3 separate regions of the Homo sapiens genome follow, and regions 2 and 3 are each linked to region 1. Evidence: read pairs that join two places in POLR2A ChIA-PET (ENCODE). Cell type or tissue: OCI-LY7. All regions are shown on one strand.

Region 1 (5,000 bases):
ACTCAGAAAAGTTCTTTGGCTATCACTGAGTTCTAGCCTTCTCTGAACTGTTTACTAACTTAAGAAACTTTGAAAAAGGGTGACAGCCCAGAATCACCATGGATAAATAATCTACTTATACAGTTAAAAAATCTACTTAGACAGTTATGTCTAACATCTCTTTTGTATGATGCCGATTTACCTCTGATAATATGCCACTCTCCTCATCTGTTTCAGTCATCTCAGAAGACTGCCTCAATCTGGATTTCTTTGCCCCACGTGGAGATGAAGCAGTGCTTTCAACATCACTTTCCAATAAGCTCTACAAAATAAATCCAGTTCGCCTTAATATTTATGCCCCTACCTCATTCCACAAAGTCTGAAGTATCTCAAGAGAAGGAATCATAAAATATCAATCACTCAGCCTGGCCAACATGGTGAACACCCGTCTCTGCTAAAAATACAAAAATAAGCCAGGCGCGGTGGCGTGCACCTGTAATCCCAGCTACTCGGGAGGCTGAGGCAGGAGTATCACTTGAATCCAGGAGATGGAGGTTGCAGTGAGCCGAGATCACGCCACTGCACTCCAGCCTGGGTGGCAGAGCGAGACTCTGTCTCAAAAATAAATAAATAAATAAATAAAATCCATCACTCAACTAGTTACAGTAACAGAAAATAAAATTTAAATAGAAACTTAAAGGCCAGGTGCAGTCAGTGTCTTATGCCTGTAATCCCAGCACTTTGGAAGGCCGAGGCGGGTGGATCACTTGAGGTCAGAAGTCCGAGACCAGCCTGGCCAACATGGCGAAACCCCATCTCTACTAAAAATACAAAAATTAGCCAGGCATGGTAGCGCACGCCTGTTAATTCCAGCTACTCAGGAGGCTGAGGCAGGAGACTTGCCTGAACCCGGGAGATGGAGATGGCAGTGAGCCAACATCGCACACTGCACTCCATGGGCAACAGAGGAGACTCAAAAAAAAAATCCTAAAGGTGGGGACAGGGATCAGATCACTATCCTAATCTGCATTACAAAGTGTAAGGCCTTGGTCTAAAATCCTTTTACAAAACAATTCAAAGAACACATTAAGAAACAAGTCAAAGAACATATTAACACAGCAATGAAAGGGAACGAAGTATAGCTAAAACCAATAGTATAAATGAATCTCAAAAGCTTAATGTTGAATTTTAAAAAGCTAGGAACAAAACATATAAACATGGGTCCATTTATATAAAGTTCAAAACAGTAACAATTGAACTACAGTGTGTAGAGATACATATTGAGGTGATACAACTATAAAGAAAAGCAAAGAAATAATTACTAAAAGGCAGGGTAGTGGTTATTTTTAGGGGGAGGGAGGTGATTGTGACTGGGGAGGGTATACAGGGGTTGTCCTAGTAATGATATATTTCTTGACTTTGCTATGAGTTTCATGAGGATTTGCATTATAATAACCAAAGCTATACATTTTTATTCTATGCACGTTTCTATGCTGTATTTCATAATACAACAAATTCTAAAATTAAGGGAGTATAAAGGGCAGAAAAACAGCTTAAAGCACAGAAATGAGCTGAAAAAAGAACCATGTCTCAATCCTCTCTACAAGTGACATTACTAAGGAAGCAAAGTATACCCTGCTCTATTAAGACAAATATTACCAACTAACATTCACTGACCTCTTCAGCAGTTTCATCTTCTTCTTCATCATCCGGCTGGTATTCTTCATCTGAGGAATCATCTTCTTCAAGGTGGATATCCACAAACTGAGGAGGCTACATTAGTACAATTAGAAAGAAATGAAGTAATGGGAAACACAAATCATACGTATTTGGAAAATAAGGGGAAGAAGCAGGGCAGAAAAAAAAAAAATCCTAAGAGCATAATGTACAGCTAAAGCAAATAACACGAGGCAGAGGTTAAAGTGAATTCCATGAGATACAAACCTAAGAGTAATAGAATGGAAAAAAACAAAGCTGGAATTAAAACAAAGATTGATCAAGAAAAGTTAAAGAGGAAGTACTTAAGTTTCAAAACCGATGAAGTCTTTCTGGAAAAGAATAACAATTATTTCTTCCAAGTTTACCTTAATTTCATTGGCCTTCTTAATTGGTGAAATATTCCATGTTGGAATTACCTACCAACAAAGAATATAAATAATTAAGTTATCTTAACTGAAATAATTGTTTTTCATGTTTACTTCCTCTGTACCATCACTAACAGCCATATACTTAACAAGTAACTGCAGTGATCTAGAGGTGTTGATTATCCCTGAGGGTATACTCTCAATTATTTGTCAGAGTTAGAAAGAAGAAACCAGGAAAGAATCTATTACTGTCATTAGCATTTCTGCCTTACACCTGGTAAGCCTCACTTCTTTCTATAAATGAAGAAAACAATGTCTACCTTGTTCATATCACAGCTGCGGTTTACATGGAACAACAGATGTGACAACTATTTATAAACTATTAAACTACACAAACCTAAGATATTTTGGTTACAGTAGTCTTTTAACAGCAATATATTTTTGTAATCAGTTACATGAATCCACCATAAGTACAACTCCAAAAAGCCAGCCATGAAAAGCTTTTATGGACTATTCTGCCTATGGGGTAGCCCTGCTCTGCCTATGGGCTTTTTTTTTTCTTAAAAAAAAAAAAAAAAAAAAAAGCTTTTACCAGGGCATTTAGGGCAAAGTTTCATGTTGTCCACACTTATTTTTCCAATAGTACAGGAAAAAACAACACAGAGAGATATAAAGCAAATATGGCAAAATATTACTCTTGGAATTTAGATTCATTGTAACAATCTTTCAACTTTTTGAATGTTTGAAAATTTTTATAAGAGCTAGGGGGAAAGTTTTTCTTGTTTTTGTTTTTGTTTTGAGACAGGATCTTGCCCTGTTGCCTAGGCTAGAGCAGCAGCACAATCAGAGCTCACTGCAGCCTCAAATTCCTGAGCTCAAGCGATCCTCCTGCCTCAGCCTACTAATTAGCTAGGACTACAGGCATGCCTCCTCACCAGGCCTCACTAATTTTTTAAATTTTTTGTAGAGATGGAGTCTCATTAGGTTTCCCAGGCTGGTCTCAAAATCCTGGGCTCAAACAATCCTCCCACCTTAGCCTCTCAAAGCACTGGGATTATAGGTGTGAGCCACCACATCTAGCCTAAAGAACTTTTTTAAAGTTCTTATATACTGCTGATAAAATGCCATTGAGGATGTATAATTTCTTGACCATTTAATTGTAACCCAACCAAAAGCACCTTATGAACAAAAGCCAACTGGCCATTAGGTTCTGTCTCTAAAAGGAGTCTTAGCTTCTCAAATCAAATCAGCCCTGCTATGTTCTGACCATTTATCTAGTGCTGTGTAGGTGGGACCAATATAGGGTAAAGGGAATGATGTGATTCAGGCCCATTTCCCTTTCCTACCTACTGCCAAATCCATTAGAAAGGCAAGCCAGCATTCAGAAGTGTGTTGGAGTCAGTCTAGTAAGAATTAAGAAGGCCAAGTATAGCGGCTCATGCCTGTAATCCCCCCATGTTGGGAGATCAAGGCAGAAGGATCACTTGAGCCCAGGAGTTTGAGTTCAGCCTGGGCAACACATTAAGACCCTATTTCTACAAAAGAATGTTTCAAAAAAACCAATTAGCTGGACATGGTGGCACATGCCTATAGGCCTAGCTGTCTGCGAGGCTAAGGCAGGAAGATCCCTTGAGCACAGGAAGGAGTTCAAGGCTGCAGTGAGCTATGATTAGGCCACTGTACTCTAGCCTGAGCAACAGAGCAAGTCACTGAAAAAAAAAAAAAAAAAAAGAAAGAATTAAGAAGCAAGAGACCTACATTTTAATACTTGCTCTCCTACGTAAACTATACCGTCTTGGATGGCCCAACTTCTCCACATCTATATTCATGGCCAATAAACATAATTCAGAGCCTAATTTGATCTCCTTGGATTTTTTTTCCCCAAATCAAATAAAGAATTAATGTTAATTATATTCTTTTTTTTTTTTAAGACAGAGTCTTGCTCTATCACCCAGGCTGGAGTGCAGTGGCATGGTCTCCGCTCACTGCAACCTCTCCCTCCTGAGTTCAAGCGATCCTCTCGTCTCTGTAGCTGGGATTACAGGCGCCCACCACACGCCCAGCTAACTGTTGTATTTTTAGTAGAGACGGGGTTTCGCCATGTTGGCCAGGCTGGTCTCAAACTCCTGACCTCAGGTGATCCAGCTGCCTCGGCCTCCCAAAGTGCTGGGATTACAGGCATGAGCCACCGTGCCCAGCCATGTTAATTATATTCTATATGTCAAGTAGACTTCATAGAACTTCCTCACTGATGGCTGCTTTCATCATAGCTACCACCTATTCATTTGTGAACACATCCTAGAGAAAGATGAAATTTCAATTTATGCAACAAGAGTTAGTCAACCAGACCAAAAAAAGTGATGTGATTGCCAAAAACAAAGGTCAATTTGACCTTAGGCTACATTAGGAGAAATATGTAATCTGGAACACTGTGGAGATAATCTAACTACTAGTCAAACCATATCTGGTTCAGTAGAGTCTTCTTTTGGCATACTTTTAAAAGGATATGGGACGGGCACAGTGGCTCACGCCTGTAATCCTAGCACATTGGGAGGACAAGGCGGGCGATCACATGGGTCAATTGGAAACCAGCCTGGCCAACATGGTGAAACCCCATCTCTACTAAAACTACAAAAATTAGATGCGTGTGGTGGTGCATGCCTATAATCCCAGCTACTCAGCAGGCTGAGGCATGAGAATCGCTTGAACCTGGGAGCCAGAGGTTGCAGTGAGCTGAGATCGCACCACTGCACTCCAGCCTAGGTGACAGAGTGAGACTCCATCTCAAAACAAAAAGGCCAGGCACAGTGGCTCATGCCTGTAATCCCAGTACTTTGGGAGGCCAAGGCGGGCAGATGATTTGAGGTCAGGAGTTTGAAACCAGGCTGGCCAAACATGGTGCAACCCCATCTCTAATAAAAATTTTAAAAAATACAA
Region 2 (5,000 bases), 870 kb before region 1:
CATTCTCCTCCTCTAGCCCTTTGGGCTGGTGCATCAGGCTCTGAAGCTCTTCCTTTTGGGCCTAGAATATGGTTTGGGACAAAGGAAGTCACAAAGAGTTCTTGTCAGGATAGCCCCAATGCCTTCTACCCCAATTCCATTCTATTATAGTGGGCAGGTGGCCTGAGCCCGTTTTACAGCCTGGAACACCCAGAGGATTTGGTTTTCATCCTCCACCCCATCTCCATCATGAATGAGACACAGGGATCCCCAAATTCCATCCTGAGCCTCGGCATCTACATCTTTATATAAGCACACACTTCCTAGATTCACCTAAGGATAGCCAATGTGTGGCTCTCACAGTCTTATTTCCTGGAACAGTGTTAACTGATCATGGCACCTGGCATGTTCTTTAAATCCTTTTCCACACAGTGCTCCAGGCAGACCACACCAATCAATCACAGGTGATACCATGTATGTTTCATGTACCATGTGGAACAGGTATGCCAGCCCTGGCCCAAACCTTAGCACAAGGGATGTGAACCAAGAACTGGGAAGACGCCCTGACTATAGTGGGAGAGGGGAGGGTCAGGATGTGTGGGTAAATAGGAAACATTCCTTTTGGGGGAGGATGCTAGGACAGACGCCTGGCCTAGGTGGGTTACCCTAGCCCAGCCCCTCCTGCCTGTGCCCACCTGCAGCTGGGCCTGCAGCAGCCGGATGTCCTGGTTCTCCTTGGCCAGCTTGTCCAGCAGAAGACCCATGTTTTGCAGGCTGGGGACACTGTCAGGAGGCACTGGGGCCTGCAGCTGTTCCCTTAGCCCATCCTGAGGGCAGAAGAGCCTGTTATGCCATGCTACCCCACAGCCCAGGTTCTCCCCAGCCAGGCCCCACCTGCCTCTGGAGACATTCACACATACCTGCCTGTCCCCCACAGCTTCCAGCACCTCGGGGTCTGGGAGGACCTGCCGCTCCACTTCCTCCATGGGCCCTGTGGGAAAGGGAAACCCTGAAACTGGTCCTGAGGCACACAGAGCCCATTCTCCCCACACCTTCCCATTCACACAGCCACCACTCCTGCTCAGGACCCACCCTGTGGCTGAGCGGTTTGGTGAGATAAAGGGCCAAGGGGCACCCTGAACAGCTGACAAGGCCACTAACTGAGAAATAAATGTGAGCCCCCAGCACCCCTACTCCTGACCCACAGAACCAGAGAACACATACAACTCCCCAGCACAAGACAGGCTCCTCCCTACTCACCAGTCTCAGACTCTGAGAGGCCACCTAAGGACAGAGACAGAGGAGTCTGATGAGGCCCTCGGGGAGGGGTGATGTGAGGTAAGGTGAGAACATGGCAGGAAGGCAGGCAGGCATGGAAGCCCAAAGCCCCAGCCTCAGAGGTACCACTCACCTGAGAAGAGGAGGACCCCCAGGCCAAGCAGAACCAGGGCCCCAAGGAGGCACATGTTGAGGGAGATGCCCAGCTCCCCGCCTGCACCCTCACCCCCAGCCTGGTTCTCCACAGCCAGGGGCACCATGGGCTGAGGTGGGCCGGCCTCCCGGCCCCGCCGTCTCCGCAGACCCTCCATGTCCACGTCGGTGTCATCGTCACTGCTGGAGCAGCGGCCCTCCTCCCTGATCCAAGCTAGGGGAAAGGACAGGGACAGGGCAGTGAGGTGACTGGAGAGATGGGGAGACACAGGGAGAGAGGGGAATCAGAGGAAGGCACAGGGAGGGAGGTCGTCAGCCCTGACCCCAGAGAGGGGCACATGAAGACCTTGCCCACTTGCCCACTTCTGCCTGGGCATTGATGACTGTCCCTGCCCAGTCTGGAGGCAGGAGACCAGTGCTGTCAATCTACGAGCTATAAAAGCCATTTTCATCCTGAAAGCATCCTCCTTCCTCAGTGTGCGCTGTGCATCAAACTTCTGCAGCTATTACCACCCTCCTGGGTTGCCTCCAAACTCTCTGGCCACTCCTTCCCATTCTCCCTCCCTGGCTCTTCCCTGATCCTAAAGTCAGTGGTCTCCCTGGCACCATTTCAGGTTCTCTGCTCTTCTCACTGTACACATAGTCACAATTCTCTGACCCACACCACTGACACCCCCCTTCAGCAATGAGTCCTTAGTGTGTAACTCCTCACTTGGCCTCCCAGAGCTCCAAGCCTGTATGTCTGACTGCCTGCTGGCCACTCCCTCTGGGACCAAACATTCAACACACTGCTCTGCAAACTGGTTCTTTTCTGGTGTTTCCCCAATTCAGGGGAAGGCACTGCTTCCACCATCTAGCTAACCTAAGCCCTCCCTCTCCACCTCACATCCAGACAGTTTCACAGTTCTACACTTAAACATCTTGACAGTCCACCCCTGTTCACAACCCACACTGTACCTGCCTTAGTTCAGGTCTGCATCTTCTTTCTTTTTTTTTTAATATTTATTTATTTTTATTTATTTTTATTTTTTGAGACAGGGTCTGGCTCTGTCGTCCAGGCTGGAGTGCAGTGGCACGATCACAACTCACTGTAACCTCCACCTCCCAGGCTCAAGCGATCCTCCCACCTCAGCCTCCTGAGTAGCTGAGACTATAGGCATGCATCATTACACCCGGCTAATTTGTGTGTGTGTGTGTGTATTTTTTTGTAAAGACGGGGTTTTGCCATGTTTCCCAGGCTGGTCTCAAACTCCTGAGCTCAAGTGATCCACCTGCCTGGAACACCCAGAGGATTTGGTTTTCATCCTCCACCCCATCTCCATCATGAATGAGACACAGGGATCCCCAAATTCCATCCTGAGCCTCGGCATCTACATCTTTATATAAGCACACACTTCCTAGATTCACCTAAGGATAGCCAATGTGTGGCTCTCACAGTCTTGTTTCCACCTCCCATACCTGGAACAGTGTTAACTGATCATGGCACCTGGCATGTTCTTTAAATCCTTTTCCACACAGTGCTCCAGGCAGACCACACCAATCAATCACAGGTGATACCATGTATGTTTCATGTACCATGTGGAACAGGTATGCCAGCCCTGGCCCAAACCTTAGCACAAGGGATGTGAACCAAGAACTGGGAAGACGCCCTGACTATAGTGGGAGAGGGGAGGGTCAGGATGTGTGGGTAAATAGGAAACATTCCTTTTGGGGGAGGATGCTAGGACAGACGCCTGGCCTAGGTGGGTTACCCTAGCCCAGCCCCTCCTGCCTGTGCCTCCCAAAGTGTGAGGATTACAGGTGTGAGCCACCACACCCAGCCTATTTTTATTTTTATTTATTTTATTTTATTTTATTTTATTTTATTTATTTTTATTTTTTGAGGCAGAGTCTACCTCTGTAACCCAGGCTGGAGTGCAGTGGCACAATCTTGGCTCACTGCAACCTCCGCCTCCCAGGTTCAAGCGATTCTCCTGCCTCAGCTTCCCAGGTAGCTGGGAAGTAGCTGGGACTACAGGCGTGCACCACCACACCGAGCTAATTTTTGTATTTTTAATAGAGACGGGGTTTCACCATGTTGCCCAGGCTGGTCTCAAACTTCTGACCTCAGGTGATCCACCCACCTTGGCCTCTCAAAGTGCTGGGACTACAGGCGTGAGCCACTGCACCCTGCCGCCTATTTTTATTTCCTTTAGAGACAGGGTCTCCCTCTGTTGCCCAGGCTAGAGTGAAGTGGGATGACCATGGCTCACTGCAGTCTTGAATTCCTGGGCTCAAGCAATCCTCCTACCTCAGCCTCCCAAAGTGCTGGGATTATAGGCACGAGCCACCATGCCTGGCCCAGGTCTGCATCATCTTTGCCTGACCACTGCAGTTGCCTCCTAAATGGCCCCCAGGCCCTCCATCCTGTCACTCAACAGGGACCAATTCCTACACTCCTCTGCCACAAGCCTGGAACAGAGCTCCTTAGCACAAGACAGGTGGTCCCCACTCCTTTGCTGATGCTGCAGCCTTGGCCTAAAACATTCTCTTTTCCCTGCCCTACGTACCAAAAGCCTACTCTGTGCTCAGGGCTCCACTCAAATGTCACCTCTCACTGTCCCAGCCTCTCCCTTGCCCTCAACCAGTCCCCTGACTGAATGGCCTCTCCTTCCTTTGGGAGTACCTTAATTACAGTTCTGTACCACTCTTAGGTCTGATATGCACCTTGGCTCAGTCTGATCTGCCGCTTACATAGGCGGTAACCAACCATCTTCCCTCTGCCCAGGCCCAGGGCCAGCACAAGGAAGGGACTCCAGAAATGAGGGTTGAATTCTGGAAGCAAGAAAAGAGGAGGTCCCCATGGCAGAGAGGAAAGAGTCAACCAGATGTGGGCCCTGCCCCTTACCAGCAGTGTGACCTTGGTCAAGTCATTCAACCTTTCTGGGCCTCAACGTCCCAGGGGTAGTGGTGAGAAAGGAGAGCACCAAGCTGCTCAGCCCTAGGGCCTGGACCACAGCATGTGCTCAGTAGTGATGGCTGATCCCTCTCCCATACCTTCTAGAAGGAGAGTGACAGGAGAGGCAAGGAAGACTCTCACCTGCTTTGGGGGTTGAAGGCAGGCTCTGTGGAGGGCTCTGGCCTTCCAGGTCCTGTGTGTCTGGTCCCAGGCCTGTCACCACGGTGGTCTCCTGCAGGTCTCCCTGGACTACTGTGTCTCCTGGGCCAGGAGGCTCCACACCACAAACATCACCTTCCAGGGTGCCCTAATGCAGATGCAGCAGTGAGCAGCTGCTAGCCCTCCCCGCCTCCCTTCCTTCCCACAGCAAATCTCCTCACCTTGACCTCAGTCTCCTCTGTTAGAATGCTGCCAGACTGAGGGCTTTCAGTCTGGAAGAGCGTCCCTGCGGTAGGAGAAAAGGCGCAGAAAAACCCACTGCCCCAGCTGAATTTCCTTTGCAGCCCTCTGTCCATCCCACGGGCCCCTACCAGGTTGGAAGAGGCAGGAAAAAGCCAGGATGGAATGAGAAAAGGAGTTTGTCAACTGAGATTAATGGAGGAACTAAAACGAACCAGCCTCCCTTTCTCTGAGGAAACTGAGAAACCCCAAA
Region 3 (5,000 bases), 62 kb before region 1:
CTTTTCCAAACACACGTCATCCACCCTTACCTACCTTGTCCACAGGACAACCTTTTCCCCAGTGGAGCTGACCTTGCTGTTGTTGGCACACACCGTAGCTTCTGCGGCCTTTGGCTGCTGCTCCCCCTCTGGACCCTTGGCCTGTGTTCCACTGTCTTTAGCCAAACCCCCTCTAGGGGCTTTGGGAGAAGTCTCTGAGGTGTCAATTCCTGATGGAGATTCATGGACAGGGCACGTCCTGTCTCTTGTCTTCACCCGAGCTCTGCTTGAGGGCAGCCATCTCTCTTGAGTGTCTGGTTTCCCGGACACATGTCTTCTCCCTGCATCTCTGGTCTTTGAGGAAACAGGACTCAGGAAGGAAGCAGGGGGTTCCACGGTACCAGGCAATTTCTCAGTTTCTGATGCATCCCAGACCAGCATCAAAGCCTCTGACTCACTCACTGCCTTTTGGCCCTCCCTCTCTTTCTGAAGTCTGGGGGATGCCTTGGGGCAGGAGCGAACCTCAGGCCCAACCTGGTTTCTCTTAACAGTGTACAGTACAGCTCCAGTTGTGGGGGGAAATTGAGGAGTCTCTGGTGAATGAGGTGGTGGGCCATCCAGGAGGAGCCGTTCTGTAACAGTCACTTCTCGAGGGGATGGCAAAGTGCTCCCCACTGCCAATCCTGCTTAGGAGGAAAATAAGGATCTCAGGGTACTGTCAGGTTCAAGATGCACCTAAGCACGAGAAATTACCTGTGGCCAGGTACTGTGCAAAAATTCTAATAAAAAAGAGGGCTGGGCATGGTGGCTCACACCTATAATGTCCGCACTTTGGGAAGCCAAAGTGGTGGGACTGCCAGGGGTTTGAGACTAGCCTGGGCAATATGGTGAGACTCCATCTCTACAAGAAAATATAAATAATAAAAGAGTTGGGTGGAGGTGGGGGGCATAATGTCACTTATGCAAAGATATAAAGTCCTACTGCCAAAGCTGAGAACGGCCCAGTCTTTAGGATGTAGATTACACTAGATTTGGAGACAGGGGGAAGGGTTTTTGGAATAAAACACAAGACAATGTTGAATTGCATGAAATTTGTGGCATTCTTAATTCTGCAAGAGGAGTGAGGCCATATGATAGAAAAAGCCTGAACAGCAGAAGGGCTTCCTATGGGTCCATCAGTGAAAGAGGTGGTATATCCATCCCTGAAAAGGCTATTTATCCAGGCTCATGGAGGTTCCTGTCTGGAGTACAGGATAACGAGACTGAGGAACAGAAGGGCTGCGTTGGCAAATCACTCACCTGAAACAGGCATCTCTCCCTTTCTGGTGGTCCTGACAGTCCTGCTCTGGGTGGCCTCAGTGCTCTCCCGCTCCTCTGGGGCTTCCTCTTCCATCATATCCTTGCCCTGCCCAGCTTCCTTAGCACCAGGCATAGGACTAGCCTCTCGGTGGGGGCTGCTGCCCACCAACTCATGGGGCTCCTTGCTCTTGTAGGATTTGCTGTCACAGACCTGCAGGGATGGTCTTCCGGGTCAAAGGTGTTCTGACTGCCTATGTCTTTGGTTGGGGCCCACCAAAGGAAGAAGCCCTGCCTGATGCTCATCAAGTCAACCCACATGCATGTCTGCTCCAACAATTTTGTTGACAGAGTTTCAACTGGGTGCAGTGGTACATGCCTATAAACCTAGTTACTTGGGAGGCTAAGGTGTGAGCATCACTTGAGCCTAAGGGTTCAAGATCAGCCTGGGTAACATAGTGAGACTCTGTCTCAAATGACAAACAAAAAGAAAAGATAGACAGAGACAGGGTCTCAGATGACACAGATTATCTTGCCCAGGCTGGAGTGCAGTGGCTGTTTACACAGGCATGACCATGGTGGTACACTATAGCCTCAGACTCCTGGGCTCAAGTGATCCTCCCACCTGAGCCTCCTGAGTGCCCTGTTGCCCAGCTATTCCTCCAAGGATTTGATTTTTTTTTTTTTTAAACACGGTCTCACTCTGTCACCCAGGCTGGAGCTCAGTGGTATCATCATGGCTCACTGCAACCTCTGCCTCCCTGCTCCAAGGATTTTAAATGGCCCCGAATAGAGTATTGGATTCCACAACTCCTTCTCTCACCAAGAACTGTGTTTTTCCTGCCAACCAACTCCATTCTAGAGAACCAGGATTACTTGTAGAGACTATTTTCACGACAGAGGTTTATTTCATTTTCTAATATCTGAGGGAAATATTTTAACTGGTATTTTGTTTTTCCAATTCCAAAAGCTTTACTCACAGAATTCTCTTTAAAAAACAAAATCTATCACGTATTTCTAGCAGATTCCATTTATTTTGCATATGTACACATATGTGTATACTGAATGTTATTTATATATGTGCCTTTTTAGGAATTCAGTAAGGTACAATTCTTGGTAGCAAACAATCCCCCAGCAGCTCTGATACCCTCGGGACCCTTGATACTTTCCTCACCTTGCTGCTACAGTGGCTACAGCTCCGCCTTTTGCTCTTCTTCAGCTTGGAATCTGGACCTCCTTCATGGCAGGAGCAGGCACAGTCCTTGGCCCCATCTGGCCATTCAGTCTCCTAGGAGATACTTGGGCTTGATTAGCTGCCAAGTTGTTTTTTTTTTTTTTTTTTTTTTTGAGACAGAGTCTCGCTCTGTGGCCCAGGCTGGGTTGCAGTGGCACGATGTCAGCTCACCGCAACCTCTGCCTCCCAGGTTCAAGGGATTCTCCTGCCTCAGGCTCCTGAGTAACTGGGATTACAGGTATGCGCCACCACACCCAGCTAATTTTTGTATTTTTAGTAGAGACAGGGTTTCACCATGTTGGTCAGGCTGGTCTCGAACTCCTGACCTCTTGATCTGCCCTCCCTCAGCGTCCCAAAGTGCTAGGATTACAGGCATGAGCCACTGTGCCTGGCCGTATTTTTGGTACCAAGAGAGGAAGCTAAAGTTGTGAGCCATATGAACACAACACAGCCCACCCTCTCCCCATGCTTTTTTTTTTTTTTTTTTTTTGAGATAAGGTCTGGCTCTGTCACCCAGGCTAGAGTGCAGTGTCACATTCATGGCTCACTGCAACCTCTGCCTCCTGGGCTCAAGTGATTTTCCCACCTCAGCCTCCCAAGTAGCTGGGACTGCGCACCACCACGCCTAGCTAATTTTTTTTTTTTTTTTTTTTTGAGATGGAGTCTCGCTCTTTCTCCCAGGCTGGAGTGCAGTGGCGTGATCTCAGCTTAGCGCAACTTCCACTCCCCGGGATCAAGCGATTCCCATGTCTCAGCCTCCCAAGTAGCTGGGATTACAGGCGCATGCCACTAAGCCTAATTTTTTTTGTATTTTCAGTGAGATGGGATTTCGCCATGTTGACCAGGCTGGTTTCGAACTCCTGACCTGAAGTAATCCGCCCGCCTTGGCCTTGCAAAGTGCTGGCATTAGAGGTGTAAGCCACAGCACCTAGCCTATGGCTAATTTTTGTATTTTTAGTAGAGATAGGAATTCGCAATGTTACTCTGGCTGGTCTTGAACTCCTGTCCTCAAGTGATCCACCCACCTCGACCTCCCAAAATGCTGGGATTACAGGCATGAGCCACCACGCCCGGACCCCATCCTCTTTTATGTATCAACTCCTCACATCGCCTGGGGAAATCAATAGCCCAAACTAGATTAAGGCCTATTATGAATCCCTGAAACAATCCCTAAATGACCTAAAGACTGACATATCCCAATTGCCCCAGATGTTTCAAGAAATATTTAAGTCAGACATAATCTGAGGCAAAATCACTGGAGAGCTCCATCATGAGATATAATGTCTTTGTTTCTGTCTCTCTGTGACTTCAGCTCTCCCATCTCTTCCAATCCCCTTCAGAGAGAACTTTGTACCCATGGAAAGCCTACTCAGTGACACTGTTTAATAAACCCAAGACGTAAGTAAGTACCATTATCATCCCAATTTATGATGAAGAAACTGAAACAAAGAGAGGTTAAATACGTTTCCCAAGGTCATACAGCTACTAAGAAGCAGTTTCTCCCCAGAAAAGAGAAAAAACGCTTGGTCAGGAAACACGAATTAAAAAAAAAAAAAAAAAATACTGCTTGAAGAGCAGTGACAACCAGTAGACTCCACAGATGGCTTACCTGAGGAGTTCATATCCTAGCACCACCACTTACTAAATATGAGACCCTGACAACAGCCTCTCTGCACTTCAGTTATGTCTTCTGTAAAATGCAAACAAGAGCAATCTCTCCATAGGATTACTGTGAGAATTAAATGTGTCAATAATCCATTAAAATACTTCCCAGAATGCCTGACACTTTGTAATACAACTAAGTATTAGCTGCTATCATTATTATTAATATGGGGAATCTTGGTTCTATTTTATTTTTTTAATAACAAGCTCATCCTCAATTGGCTCTATTTTCTCACATGAGCAAAAATGAAAAAAGTTGAATTAAGGGTAATAACTCTGAGCTAGACAGAAAAGGGGAAGAAACAAATCCTTCTAACTAGGGAATCCTGGGGCCCCTGCAACAACTGCAGTTTTCCCAAAGGCTCTGCATGTCTGTATCAGCCTGACCTTTGGTTTGTTCTCCGTGATCGTCTCAGATCCTAGAGCCTTTGAACTAGAAACCTTGGGCCATAGTAAGCCACAGAAATGTTCAGTGAGAAAACGCAAGGCTTGATTCATGAAACATAGATAATTTTCAATAACTTGGCATACCTTATCATGATTTTAGGCCAGGCGTAGTGGCTCACACTTGTAATCCCAGCACTTTGGGAGGCCGAGGCGGGTGGATCACTTGAGGTAAGGAGTTCGAGACCAGCCTGGCCAACATAGTGAAAATCCATCTCTACTAAAAATACAAAAATTTGCTGGGCGTGGTGGCTGGCGCCTGTCTGTAATTCCAGCTACTTGAGAGGCTGAGGTGGGAGAATCGCTTGAATCTGGGAGGTGGAGGTTGCAGTGAGCCAAGATTACGCCACTGCACTCTAGTTTGGGTGACAGAGCGAGATTCTGT

Evidence for each region. ChIA-PET counts read pairs that join two places held together with the same protein. Peaks named below come from ENCODE experiments on the same cell type or tissue, not always from the same donor. Only the 100,000 strongest peaks of a DNase experiment are listed, where the experiment ranks them.
Region 2: POLR2A ChIA-PET joins it to region 1 with 5 read pairs; 3 of 35 experiments call an interaction of 5 or more read pairs at or near these places.
Region 3: POLR2A ChIA-PET joins it to region 1 with 7 read pairs; 4 of 35 experiments call an interaction of 5 or more read pairs at or near these places.

What each region holds. Positions count from the first base shown.
Region 1 is chr1:155,814,149-155,819,148 of GRCh38, forward strand. GON4L (gon-4 like) reads right to left here. Exons shown (of 32, transcript NM_001282860.2): 7 at 2,064-2,114; 8 at 1,657-1,752; 9 at 182-301. Among named protein-coding and RNA genes, the nearest start is that of GON4L, 41 kb to the right of the region's middle. In OCI-LY7, no CTCF peak of the experiment used is centred here; a DNase peak (open chromatin) is centred at 2,403; H3K4me3 peaks cover 689 bases; H3K27ac peaks cover 2,616 bases.
Region 2 is chr1:154,946,743-154,951,742 of GRCh38, forward strand. PBXIP1 (PBX homeobox interacting protein 1) reads right to left here. Exons shown (of 11, transcript NM_020524.4): 4 at 4,729-4,793; 5 at 4,490-4,655; 6 at 1,391-1,624; 7 at 1,240-1,263; 8 at 900-970; 9 at 675-806; 10 at 1-61. Among named protein-coding and RNA genes, the nearest start is that of PBXIP1, 6.9 kb to the right of the region's middle. In OCI-LY7, no CTCF peak of the experiment used is centred here; no DNase peak of the experiment used is centred here; H3K4me3 peaks cover 794 bases; H3K27ac peaks cover 764 bases.
Region 3 is chr1:155,751,926-155,756,925 of GRCh38, forward strand. It overlaps GON4L (gon-4 like), which reads right to left. Exons shown (of 32, transcript NM_001282860.2): 28 at 2,450-2,563; 29 at 1,279-1,489; 30 at 35-665. Among named protein-coding and RNA genes, the nearest start is that of DAP3, 65 kb to the left of the region's middle. In OCI-LY7, no CTCF peak of the experiment used is centred here; no DNase peak of the experiment used is centred here.